Regions from separate parts of the Homo sapiens genome. Here region 1 is linked to region 2. The links are chromatin contacts, found by Hi-C or POLR2A ChIA-PET in ENCODE. All regions are on one chromosome and are shown on one strand. Each heading gives the region's core, a stretch centred on a gene start or an enhancer-like site at or near the end of the contact. The rest is flanking DNA. Distances are from core to core; before and after follow the strand shown.

Region 1 (6,708 bases), core at 1,812-4,311, 130 kb after region 2:
CTGTGTTTTAAAATTCCTCCACATTGGCTGGCTGGCTCTTTCTCCAGACCTTTCTGTCCCCTCCTCCCCACTCCCCTCCTCTCCTCGTCACTCCTCTCCTCCTCTCCTTTTCCCTTCCCTCCACCTTCTCCCCTCCCCTCCCCTTCCCTCATCTTCTCTCACCTCCCTTTCAAAGCTGCCCCAACTGCAAATGAATAAATCAACAACCAGCCCACCACACTCCCACACAGAACTCCTCCATCCCTCCTCCTTGTTCCACAGAGACCTGTCTCTCAGCCTGCACCCCAGGGGGACTCTTCCTTGCCTTAAGAACCTGGTGAGAAAATTCATCACTCAATACTTTACCAAAGGAAACCGAGGAAGGCTTTAGCAGGCAGGTGCAGAGGCAGCCTGGGAAACACAGGTCAGAGCCAAGGGTGGCCTGAGGTCTCTGCAGTCGGCAGGAAGGTGCAGGACGGTCACTGGCTGCCACCGGAACGCAGGCGGCCAGCAAAGGCCTCACAGGCACGGCAACACCTCTGACCCTGTTTTCTCTGCCCGGGAGTCTGTTTTTTCATCTTTTGTTTATGTGCCTGCAGCCTTTGTGTGCTTGTAGCCTCGGCAGTGTGATCAGGTTGACCTTAGAAAGAAAAATGAAAACATTCCTGGAATAAGCCGGCCAGTTACGAGGCCAACTTTCTAGCAGGGCTAAAAGTGTGCCCCAGGGCCTCTCTACCCAACCGCAGACGGCTAGTTGGATGCGTGTTCTGAGAGTCGTGGTCCTGATGGATGAGTACATCAGGTTTCTTTCTCCTGTGGGATGAGTGTTCCCAGGTCCAGGCAGTGCGGACGCATCAGACGCTGTGCGGCATTTTTACCGGAGCAGAGCGCAGGTGGCCTGCACTATGCGTTTGCTGGGGAAGGCCTGGAATCCCAGGCCAGTGTCTCAGCCACTCCCTTCATTGCCAGGAGTTGTTCTAAGCAAATCACGACTTCTATGTTTACGCCACTGAGGGAGCAGTAGAAGACAGAATGCTCGAACACGGTTCCACTTTGGAACCCGCCTCCCCTGCCATGTCGGGGATGTATTGGAAATTCATCACACAATGAAAGAACAGCGATGTGACTGCAGTGCGACACCTGCCTCTCAGGACACGGCAGACGGCGAGGTCAGCCCTGCCCAAGCTGTTTGGAATTCATTCCGCTCTGAGCTTCCTCAACTTTCACCCTGTTCTCACCTCCAGCGAAGCTGCCATTAGCTTTCCTTCTTCCCAAGCATGTTCTGTCCCTTTCTCTGGGGTTGGGAAGTAATCAGGTATTTTGGGCTTGTAAAATCTCCTGCTGGGTTGTCAGCATAGGAGCCAGAAAAATAAAAGAACATGCCGAGCAATGTGAAGAAAAAGACAAGATTTAATTACCCCTTCTGCTTGCTTATTTCAGAAGGTATTGGAAGCTAGTACCTCTGTGCATAATACGAAGCCAATTTAGTATCGTAACGTCTGCTTAAGCAAATTACAATAAGTGAAGAATATATGGCAATCAGGAATAAAATGTTCCTGGGGGCTGTCTTTGATGGACGTTTTAGAAGAATGCCACTAAAACCAAAATATATCTGAAGCCTGGTTGGCAGGCATCACGAATAATGTGGTTTGCTGGTCAGGTAAGTTCATAAATCTCCATAACCAAGATGCTCTATCCTTCCCCTTAAATTATCCCACCATAGCTATAAATCAGTAGCAACTATTGACCTGAATCAGGGAAGCACAGTTTGCAGAACCTACTTCGTTGCCAATCAAGGATGGCTGAGTCACCTTCCACACAGGGCAACAGCTTTGGGGAGCTCTTGTCTTGGACAGATCCCCATTCCTTTGGAGATGCTGTTGGTCCAGACCAGAGAAAAGTGGGTGTTTATGTAGTGTTGAAGAACACAGTAATAATTACCCTTTATTTCCTCCACACCAAGAATTCAAAAATATCTTAAATCATTTTCACTCGACATCCTCCCTGCCCCTGAACACAAAACAAAACTCTTCTAACAAAACGTAGCACTGTTTCAATGGCTAGTGTTATGGTTTGCTTCTGTGGCCCCACCCAAATTTTGTCTCAAATTGTAATCTCCACGTGTTAAAGGAGGTACCTGTAATCCTTACCTGTAGAAGGAAGGAGGTGATTGGCGGTTCCCCCATGCAGTTCTCATGATAGTGAGTGAGTTCTCATGAGATCCCTGATGGTTTTAGAAGTGTTGCAGAGTTCTTCCTTTACACACACTCTCTCTCACCATGTAAGATGCAACTGCTTCCCCTTCCACCATAATTATAAGTTTCCTGAGGCCTCTCCAGTCACGCAGAACTGCAAGTCAATTAAACATCTTTCCTTTACAAATGACCCAGTCTCGGGTATTTCTTTATAGCAGTGTGAAAACGGACTAATGCACTAGCATGAGAATAAGGACCGAGGCATATCCATTACACCGTCTAAAGGTAAAGTTTCCCCCAGAACTGTGTTCAGAACATTGCTTTTTTTGTTTCCTTTATTCCTGGTTGTTTTCTCTTTGGTCTCTAGACCCTGTAATATTTCACTGTGACTTCTATCAGTGCATTTGCAATGAAATTTTATTACAACCAAAGCATAATGTCTCCCGCCATTTGCTTCAGGAGAATTCGATTAATCATTTATTCTAAAACTGAAACTGAACATGAAACAGTGAGGATGTAGGGAAGGGATTTAGAATGAGAAGTGGCCATCGTTAAGGCCTGTGGCAGAATTGCTTCATGAAGTACACAGAATGTTTTTATTTGTATTTTTTTTTTTGTTACTTTAAGTTCTGGGATACATGTGCAGAAAGTGCAGGTTTGTTACATAGGTAAACATGTGCCATGGTGGTTTGCTTCACCTATCAACCCATCATCTAGGTTTTAAGCCCCACATGCATTAGGTATTTGTCCTAATGCTCTCCCTCCCTTTACCCCCCAGCCCCTGACAGGTCCCGGTGTATGATGTTCCCCTCCCTGTGTCCATGTGTTCTCATTGTTCAACTCCCACTTATGAGTAATAACATGCGGTATTTGGTTTTCTGTTCCTGTATTAGTTTGCTGAGGAGGATGGTTTCCAGCTTTATCCATGTCCCTGCAAAGGAAGTGAACTCATCACAGAATGTTTCTTAAAGAGCAGACTTAGAAATCAGAGAATTAGAGGAATTTAGGAGTGGGAAGGAAAAGGAATTCTCCCTAGGTACCAAATGAGAAGGGCAGAGCACGCTGGACCTGGAGCCATATTTCCCACAGTGCTAAATCCTGGATTGGGCAAAAGCAGTGGAGGAGACCTCAGGCAGAAGGTTGAAGAATGACTTAATTATAGTAAGCGGTCAGCTATAATTTGGGGACAGAACAAATGAAAACAGGTTGAAGACAGAGCCTGAAGGTTTCAGGTTAGAGATGTGTTTCAAGGCAATGTGTGGGTCGTTAGGGAGGTTGTAGAATCACATCTGACTCAATCTCTATTGGCTTCCCCCGTTTTCTGAACTGCTGTAGCACTTTCTATATGTATTGCTCTTTTTAATCATATATTCAATTTTGTCTGGCACTTAAATATTTTCGGTATGTGTTTCTCCTACTGTCATATAAAATTGGCTTGTGGCCTGGAAGAGTTATGTAATTTTTTGGACAGAGCTCAGTACCCAGTCATCCATTCCATCCTTGCTAAACCTCTGCGAAGTAAGCAGAACAGGTATTTTTATTTCCAATTTTTGGATAAAAATATATATACTGAATTGAGCCAAGTGGCCAGTAAAGAGAGAGGAGGACTTGACCAGGTCCTGGTTGCCCTAAAAAAATGCTGCATCTTCTAGTCCATGCTGCTGATCTCTTGACAAGCTTGGAGTAAATGCTTGCTGGGAATAGAATGGATCAATGCAAAAAAATTCCTACATAATACAGATTTGATGAGTGAAGACAAATTAGTTTTTTTGCTAACCCTATCGGTCTTTTAATATTTCATTTGAGATCTGAGATTTAAATATGTAATTTTTAAAATCATGCCTATTTTCTTGAGGACATCTGCCAACATTTCCTCAATTTGTAGCTCCCTTTAAAGTTCTGAAGATGGTAATTAAATATATATAATACAGAGAATAAAAATAAGAACCTAATCTGGCCCTATGAAATTAGAACTGGAAATGTTTTGTCGAGTTGATATAGCTGCCAATGAGTTATTGCTCCCTGTGGAATTTTTTAAAATTCTTTTTTAAAAATTTTAAAGTGCAATTTTAAATACCTTAGTAAATTTGCTTGTACCTCTTCCCCAGAGAGATTATAATTTAATGTAACGGCATCCACTCTCGTGACATTCTTGGGCAAAGAATATGAACGTTCTTTTTAAATATAATTGCTGTACTTTTAGGTATGAACTTTAATTCACACATTTCTTTCCCTCTAGGTTTTTTTTTTTTTATTTCAGATCCACTGCACAGTCATTTCTTCAATAACATGTACTTTTGTCATTGTCACTTTCTATTTCTTTTCTCTTAATCACTTTCGATCTTCCTTTCTTGATTCTCATCTCTGTTGTCTACCTGCTGTTGGCATCTAGACACTTCATACTGAATTCAGATTTTTCTGGCAGGTTATTCTGAGAGCTTTGCTATTTCCATAGAAACCCAACTTCAAACCAAACGTGGCTCCCAATTTTTTAATTGTTATATCCTATGAAAATCTGTTCTAATTATATTTTCATTGGCGTTCCAATTAACAACAAATATACCTGGATCAACCACATTATTCCAAGGTGAAACTACATGTTGCTGATGGCAGAGAAAAGATAAAATAAAAGGCTCCAGTTATAAGGAAAAAAGAAGACATATGCAGAAATAATTTCTGAATTTCAAATGGTGTATTTTTTTTTTTTTTTTGAGACAGAGTCTCCCTTTTTTGCCCAGGCAGCAGTGCAGTGGTGCGATCTTGGCTCACAGCAACTTCCACCTCCCAGATTCAAGCAATTCTTCTACCTCAGCCTCCTGAGCAGCTGGGACAACGGGCATGCGTCACTACGCCCGGCTAATTTTTGTATTTTTTGTAGAGACAGGTTCTTGCCATGTTGACCAGGCTGGTCTCGAACTCCTGACCTCAAGCCATCTGCCCACCTGGACCTCCCAAAGTGCTGGGATTACAAACGTGAGCCACCGCACCCAGCCAAATGGTGTAATCTTTTAAGCAATATTACATACAAGCCAGTGTCAGTGTAATAGTAGAATTATGATGTGTAGTCCAGGGAAATGGGGCTTAACCTGACTTCAATGCTATTTCATTATTATTTCTAGGCATAATTTGAAGACAATGAAGTTTGTCACCCTGTGGTTTGATTCCATTTTCACAGGCTTTCTTTTTCCATCTCATTCTGCAAACTCCTTCATATGTCCTTTGTTCTCACCCTGAAACCTGCTTTTGACAGGATATCTGTGAAGAGGACCCAGCTAATGAAACCTCTCTAATTTGTGTGCGGTCAGTGATAGTGTGCTGTCTCATTCTTCTCAGGGTCGTGAAACAGCAACATGCTTGGAGGCTTATTATAGGAAGAGTACAAATGAAAACAGATTAAAAATGTAGAAGGAAATATTTAGGTTATAGACAAAGTGCACTTCAAGGCAACAAATTTGGGTAATAATATGGATATTACCCTAGTGGATATTTAAAGCTGAAGCTGCAGATCTCACCGAAGCATCCCTCAGACATGGTGGTCATGGTGTCTATTCTCAGTGGCCATTAATTTACATTACATAGCCATCTGCCTGAAGATTTTCTGTGATATCATCTTCTAGAAGTTTTACAAGTTTTCCTTTTACATTTATGTCTATTATCCATTTTGAGTTAATTTTTGTGAATGGTGTAAGGCAGTGGTGCCCAATCTTTTGGCTTTCCTGGGCCACATTGAAAGAAGAAGAATTGCCTTGGGCCACACATAAAATACACTAACACTAAAGATAACTGATGAGCTAAAAAAAAAAACCCTCTTAATTTTTTTTTTTTTTTTTTGAGACAGAGTCTCGCTCTGTTGCCCCAGCTGGAGTTCAGTGGCATGATCTCAGCTCACTGCAACCTCCGCCTCCTGGGTTCAAGGGATTCTCCTGCCTCAGCCTCCTGAGTAGCTGGGATTACAGGCGCCCACCACCATGCCCAGCTAATTTTTGCATTTTTAGTAGAGACAGGGTTTCACCATGTTGGTCAGGCTGGTCTGGAACTCCTTACCTTGTGATCCACCCGCCTCAGCCTCCCAAAGTGCTGAGATTACAGGCGTGAGCCACCGTGCCCTGCTATAAAAATCTCTTAATGTTTTAAGAAAGTTTATGAATTCATGTTGGGCCACATTCAAAGCTGTCCTGGGCTGCATGGGGCCTGCAGGCCATGGGCTGATAGAGCTTGATGTAAGGTTGGTGTCTTGATTTGTTTTTTGAATGTGGATGTCCAGGTGTTCTGGTGTCATTTGTTGAAAAGGCCAAACTTTCTCCATTAAATTGCATTTGTTCCTTTGTGAAGGTTCAGTTGTGTGGGTGTATTTCAGGGCTCTCTCTTCTGTTCCATTAATCTAGTTGTCTGTTCTTTTTACCAATACCACACTGTCTTGATCACTGTAGTTTACAGTAAGCCTTTAACTCAGTACAGTAAGTCTTTAAGTCCTAAATATTGTTCTTCTTCAATACTGTGTTGGATATTCTGGGACTCTTGCTTTTCAATATAA
Region 2 (6,503 bases), core at 2,446-4,945:
CTCCTTTTGAGAGCTTTCCTTGTTAACTAATTTTCTGTCGGTAGGCATAACCACTTGCTCATGTATGCTACAGCATATTAGAGTCAATATCATTCTTTCAACCATTCATTCAAGTCTAATTTTACTGTGCAGAGCATAGCATTACCGTAAGCTTATTTTCCACAGAGGAAATTCCCAATATGTAACTTAAAATATAAAAGTTGGTGTGATGAGGCCATAGTGTACAACCACAGTGGAAATTTGACTCATCCTGAGACTTTTTGAAGTTGCAATGTGCAACTAGAAATAATTAATGATCTCTAATACTTCTCACGGTTTCTATTTGGATGTTCTACAATTGTGAAGGATACTATGAATAATTCACCATTCCTTTAACCTCTTGGTCTGCTGTAACCAAATGATTCCTGGGATGGCAGTTTTGCTGGTCTACAGAATAATTATGAAATAATAATATTTCACCCATCTCTCTCTCTCTGTACCAAAAAAGAATATAAGAGCTTTATCTAGGTTGTGTGCTTATAAGGATACCAGTTTTTTACTTTCACATATTGAATTAACAATTACCAGTGAGTAGTTCTAATATGTTATTATAGTAGTGAAAATATAGATAGAGAACTCTATGTTAAATTTAAAAATGATCATTTCAGTGATTAGCTAGAGATCTGATAAAGTGGATCTTTAAGTTAATAAACCTGATATACTACAAGCCGTATGAGACATCCTGCTTAGCAGACTCTGGCAAACTGTTACTGGTTTAACATTGTTTTCTCCCAGGACATTCACCTTTTTGGTAATTTACACTTAAGCTATTCCCACTTGTCTGCAGTTCAGCAGAAACATACGTCTTGGCACAAATGAAAGAGTGACACCATCTCTCACAAGGACCACACTGTTGCTCATCATGTTTCCCAGAAATATGTGACATATGTTGGAGACCAAATAGAAGCAGTTCCTCAACACTTGTTTCAGGTTGTCAGAGAACTCGACCAGCAGCAAAGACAGCAAGTATTCCAGACCACCATGCAAATAATGTTCTGAAAAGAAGTCGTATTAGTCTGGTTCAAGAACAGTTTTAGCTGGTTATAGCTAACTGCCACTTCACACTTGGTGATCACTGCATAGACATATCTGAAAGGTGGAAGCACTGCTGTAGTAGCCCTTAAATACAGTTATTTTATGGGTTTTGTTGTTTTTGTTTTTGAGACAGGGTCTCACTTTGTCTCCCAGGCTGGATTGCAGCTGTGTGATCTGGGCTCACTGCAGCCTCCACCTCCCCAGCTCAAGTGATCCTCCTGCCTTAGTCCCAAGCAGCTGGGATTACAGGCTCGTGCCGCCACACCTGGCTAATTTTTGTGTTTTTTACAGAGATATGGTTTTGCCATGTTGCCCAGGCTAGTTTTGAACTCCTGAGCTCAAGTGATCCACCCGCCTCAGCCTCCTAAAGTCCTAGGATTGCAGGCATGAGCTATCACGCCAGGCCGTTTTATGTTTTATTTTTGTAAAATATTCTTGTTGTAAATTGGTGACATAATTAGTCTTAGTCCATCTAAATGCTAAGTGTCAGTTTCAACTCTAATCTAAATGATGGTCTGCAGCAGAGGTTTCCAAATATTTTGAGGATACACACCTCATCAGTAAAAAGGTTTTGATCATGAACATATAAAGACATTAACATTTGCTGATGTGTAAGACCAGCCCCTTCCTGCTGGGTGGCTTCCATGAGCAATTAGACAGTGATAGGAACAAACAATATAGAGACAGGTAAGTCTTCTGTTATATTTTGAGCATTATAAAGGATACACAGAAACATACACGTAATAAATGAATCAGATAAAAATAAATGTGCATAGAAGCTCTAATGTTCTTTTACTTGTATTGCAATATATCATTCTGTACAGAACCTTGGGTGTGTGCACCTCACCTGTGGGACCCCTGAGCCCATCTGTGAGACCTGAGGTGCTGTCACAAGTGCTCAGGGAAGGAGTGAAGTTGTTTTTCCACTGTGATGACTCTGGCTACATGAGAACGTTTTCTTTATGACTGAAGTAGAGTCACATTGGATAGCAGTAACTTTGATATCTTCATCAGAATGAGTCATTTTAATGTGTATTGCCTTGTAATCATAAAAGTTGAAGTATTACTTTTTTTTTTTAACTAGAGCACAGTTACAAGTAGATGTTTGCCATCATCATAACAAGAGGAAGTCATGGATTTTATTTTAAGGCACATAAACTGAGATCATGGGCACATGATCAAGTATCAATCTTCTATGTTGGGAGAAGACAGGGCCTAAGGTTTATGCATTACATAACATGTGCCAGGCACAATTCTAGATGGTTTGGATATGTTAAAAGAAATCATGGCTCTAAATTCCGGTACACAATGTTTAGTAGATAATAAATGCTATTATGTTTCTGATTTCATCATCAAAATTATCCAGACAGCTAGGTATGACTACACTAGTCATCCAAAATCACCTGAAAATCAGAGAGCTTCAGTGACTTTGGGTGTGGTCACTTCTTAGTAAGAGGCAGAATAGACACTTCTGATTCCATCGCTCATGTTCAGGGTTTTAATTTTTTTTCTTTTTTTGCTCCTTTCACTGTATAATTGCTCATGTGAGATGTTCCAGAGTGAATAGGCTGCCCTTTGGATATTGTCACATATAAAGACAATAAGAGTAAATAGTTGCTTATTTGAAGACATCCATAGAATGGCTCATGTGTCTTGTTTTTTGCTTTTGTTTGTTTATTTGTTTGTAGACACAGAGTCTCACTGTCACCCAGGCTGGAATGCAGTGGTGCGATCATGATTCACTGCAGTCTTGAACACCTGGGCCCAAGCTATCATCTCGCCTCAGCCACTTGAGTAGCTGGGACTACAGGTGCACACACGCCACTGAGCCTAGCTAATTTTCAACTTTTTTTTTTTTTTTTTCAGACAGAGTCTAAATCTGTCGTCCAGGCTGGAGTGCAAAGGCACACTCAGCTCAGTGCAACATCCGCCTACTCGTTTCAAATGATTATCTTTCCTCAGCCTCCTGAGTAGCTGGGATTACAGGCACCCACCATCACACCTGGCTAATTTTTGTATTTTTAGTAGAGATGGGGTTTCACCGTGTTGGCCAGGCTGCTCTTGAACTCCTGACCTCAAATGATTCGGCCCACCTTGGCCTCCAAAAGTGCTGGGATTACAGGTGTGAGACACCACGCCTGGTCAATTTTAAACTTTTTTGTAGAGACAGGGTCTTGCTCTGTTGCCCAGGCTGGTCTCAAACTTCTGGCTTCAAGGGATCCCTCCACCTTAGCCTCCCATTCTGCCACATTCTATTTCTGTAGAAGCAAGTTACAAAGTCCAGCTGACACGCAGAGGAGCAGAATTGAACCTCACCTTTTCAAAGAAGGATTGTCAAAGGATTTGTAGATATATTTTCAAGACACCACACAATGCATTTGATGAGATTCTGATTATAGACCCTTTGGCATATTTTATGTGGACTGTAAGGAACTGGGAAGGATCTAATATTTTACCCTATTTGTAAGGTTTCAAGTTAGCCTGTCCTAGTTTTGTGAATGCTGACAGAAGATATGAGTACTCTGGGTCAAAGACCAAAAGGACTTTATGACTCAAGCAATAGCAGTAGGCAGAGTATCAGCAATTTTGGTTCTCCTACTCCCCACCCCCAGAGGGTGACTGAAGGAGGGTCAGGTGACATTTGCACATGCAGTGGATTGCATTTCAGGAGGTGAACCTAAACTTGGAGGATGGGAAGCTGCCTTTCACAAGAAGCAGTAGGCATACCTGCCCTTTGCTTTGAAGGACACACAGTCTCTGTCTTCCAAAGCTGTTCACTATTTAACTATCTTTCACAAGATACTCCAGGACAAAGACTCTCACGGCCTCTACTCAGAAGATGTGCAGACATGTGAGGGTCATGGAGAATTCTCTTCCGAGTTTATGATAAAGGTGGTTGCATTAGTCAGGGTTCCCAGAGAAACAAACCAATAGGAGATAGATAGGTGGATATTTTAAGGAATTTGCTCATGGGACAGTGGAGGCTTGGTGAGTCCAAAATCTGATGGGGGTGGTAAGCAGTCTGGAGACTCAGGAAAAAGCTGCAGTTTGAGTCTGAAGACAGTTTCGTGCAGAGCCAGAAAGGGCTGATGTTGCAGATGAAGTCTGAAGGCTGTTTGCTGCTGAATTCTCTCTCGCTTGCAGGGAGGTCAGCTTTTTGTGCTCTTCAGGCCTTCGGCAGATCGGATGGGGCTCACCCATATCAGGGAAATCTCACCCAAAAATATCCTCACAGAAATATCCAGAATAAAGATTGACCACATATCTGGGCACCATGGCCCAACCAAGCTGACACATAAAATTAACCGTCACACTAGTGGTATGATTGCTTTATTTAGTTGCAAGAGTTGAAAATAAAAAAAAAAATTAAAAAGGCATTTGGCTGAGGGGCACGGAAGGGCAGCCTATATTTATTGTGAAGTAATGTGTTCAACTGTGAGGGTTCATGTCTGAAGATAGTTCTAAATAAAAAAAGATGATTTTTCTTAATTCCCATTGCCCCATTTCAGATTCCCATTTGATAATTTAAACAAATGCATACTAGCAGCCAGATGCGGTGGCTCGTGCCTGTAATCCCAGCACTTTGGGAAGCTGAGGCAGGTGGATCATCTGAGATCAGGAGTTTGAAAGCAGCCTGGCCAACACGGTAAAACCCCATCTCTAGTAAAAATACAAAAATTAGCCAGGCATAATGGCAGGCACCTGTGATCCCAGCTACTTGGAAGGCTGAGACAGGAGAATCACTTGAACCTGGGAGACGGAGTTTGCGGTGAGCTGAGATTGCACCACTGCACTCCGGCCTGGGTGACAGAGTGAGACTCCATCTCAAAAAAAAAAGAAAACAAAAATGCATACTGGCATGGTCCACCCTAGTCAAACAGATTCAAAGAACTACAGACTTGGAGGAGACCCCAGAGATAATATAATTCATCAACATCATGCTACAACTTTCTGAATATCATGCAAATAGTTACCTGTAGAGCTGGGACTTAAAACCCAGGGCTCATACTCTACTCTGTCCAAGAGCATTAGAACTGTGGCTCACGGAACCCTGGGTTCAACAGAGGTTCCTTGGGAGCCTCCAGGAGGATGGGCATGGGCAGGGCCCCAAATTGGTATTCACTAGAGGGGCTTCATTTCAGTGTGAATTTTATATTGGAATACTGTGTAAGGTCCCATTTGAAAAGGGCTTATTTTGCCAAAGCAAGCTTGCAAATGACTCTCGTTTGCGATGGATATTTTTGTTGCTAGTGTTGGAAGTTAATACGTTCAAATTACATTTGAGAACCGAAGTTCAAAAAATAACCTTCCTTTAGAATTTTTTTGAATTTTAATAATTTGATCCAATTTGAGTTTATAAACTCAAGGAAAATATTAACTCATCAATTTAGTAGTGTGTAAATTATTCTATTCCATATTTATTTTATTCTTAAAAATCATGACCATAAATTTAATAGGATAATTCAAACTTTTTTTTAGTAAAAAGCAGTATATATTCATGAAGGAATATTTGAAAATACAGAATAACAGAAAAAAATGTAAAATATACCTACTACCTAAACATACCTTTATCAGTATTTTTATGTATCACCTTTCAGCATTTTTTTTCTAGGCAGATGTCTCTTTCTCTACGTAGTTGTCAATAAACTGTGTACTTATGCACAATTTCATGTGACCATTTGTGCTTATCATATACTCAAGGCCTTCTCTATGTCATGGAACGACCTTGGAAATATAATATTGAATGACTATGTAAGCTTCCACAAAGTGGTTATACCAGTTTTTAACTAACAACCTCTTTTCTGTTTTTGATTTTATTTTACTGCTAAAAATTCAAGCTGGAATAGTACTGCTGGGAACCAAGTTGTTTCCCCAACGCCTGCCAAAGTCCTCTATTGAATCCCTAACCCCTGGTGCTGTTGTATTTGGGGTAAGAAAGTAATTAAGGTAGAATGAGGTCATAATGGCAGGGCCCTGATGCAATAGGATTAGTGTTCTTATAAGAAGAGACTCCAGAGAGTGAACTTCCCTCCGCTCCTCTCTCTCTCTCTGTCTCCCACCAAACCCACCTGTCATACAGCAGCAAGAAGGCTGCGTCTACCAGCCAGGAAGAGAACCCTTGCCAGAAAGTGAACGGTTGGCACCTTGAGCTTGGACTAGCCACCTCCAGACTGTACCATGGACTTTGCTATTGTTAGTGCAGAGCTACCAGCTCTGCATGTGACTATCTGAATGATGTACAGTCTGTAGTATTTGCCATGGTAGTCCGAGCCACCTAAGACAATCTCACTGTGCATAAAGATCTTCTCCTTCGTCCCCCATTCCTCTCTCTCCTCTGATCACACGTGTGCTTCCTTGTCCCCACAGGCTTCACTTAAAAACCCAAGTTCCATGAGAAAATAATTTGGGAATTCAATACGGAGATGGCA

Evidence for each region. A loop is a pair of places that touch in the nucleus more often than their neighbours do. ChIA-PET counts read pairs that join two places held with the same protein, here RNA polymerase II (POLR2A). Pooled maps may share reads with other maps.
Region 1: POLR2A ChIA-PET joins it to region 2 with 13 read pairs in activated CD4-positive, alpha-beta T cell. The contact joins two enhancer-like sites. A Hi-C loop is called at or near these places in 2 of 37 single-sample maps with no recorded cell type and 4 of 50 pooled maps. POLR2A ChIA-PET finds 5 or more read pairs at or near these places in 4 of 52 experiments (AG04450, GM12878, activated CD4-positive, alpha-beta T cell and 1 more).

The regions. Positions count from the first base shown.
Region 1 is chr10:3,992,375-3,999,082 of GRCh38, forward strand. No RefSeq gene overlaps it. Among named protein-coding and RNA genes, the nearest start is that of MIR6078, 4.6 kb to the left of the region's middle. RefSeq lists enhancers at 156-656, 657-1,157. Within about 2 kb of position 3,062, at least 2 of the 41 ENCODE cell types and tissues checked have a DNase peak (open chromatin) inside an H3K27ac peak, as active enhancers do.
Region 2 is chr10:3,865,585-3,872,087 of GRCh38, forward strand. No RefSeq gene overlaps it. Among named protein-coding and RNA genes, the nearest start is that of LINC02639, 35 kb to the left of the region's middle. RefSeq lists an enhancer at 4,119-4,618. Within about 2 kb of position 3,696, at least 4 of the 41 ENCODE cell types and tissues checked have a DNase peak (open chromatin) inside an H3K27ac peak, as active enhancers do.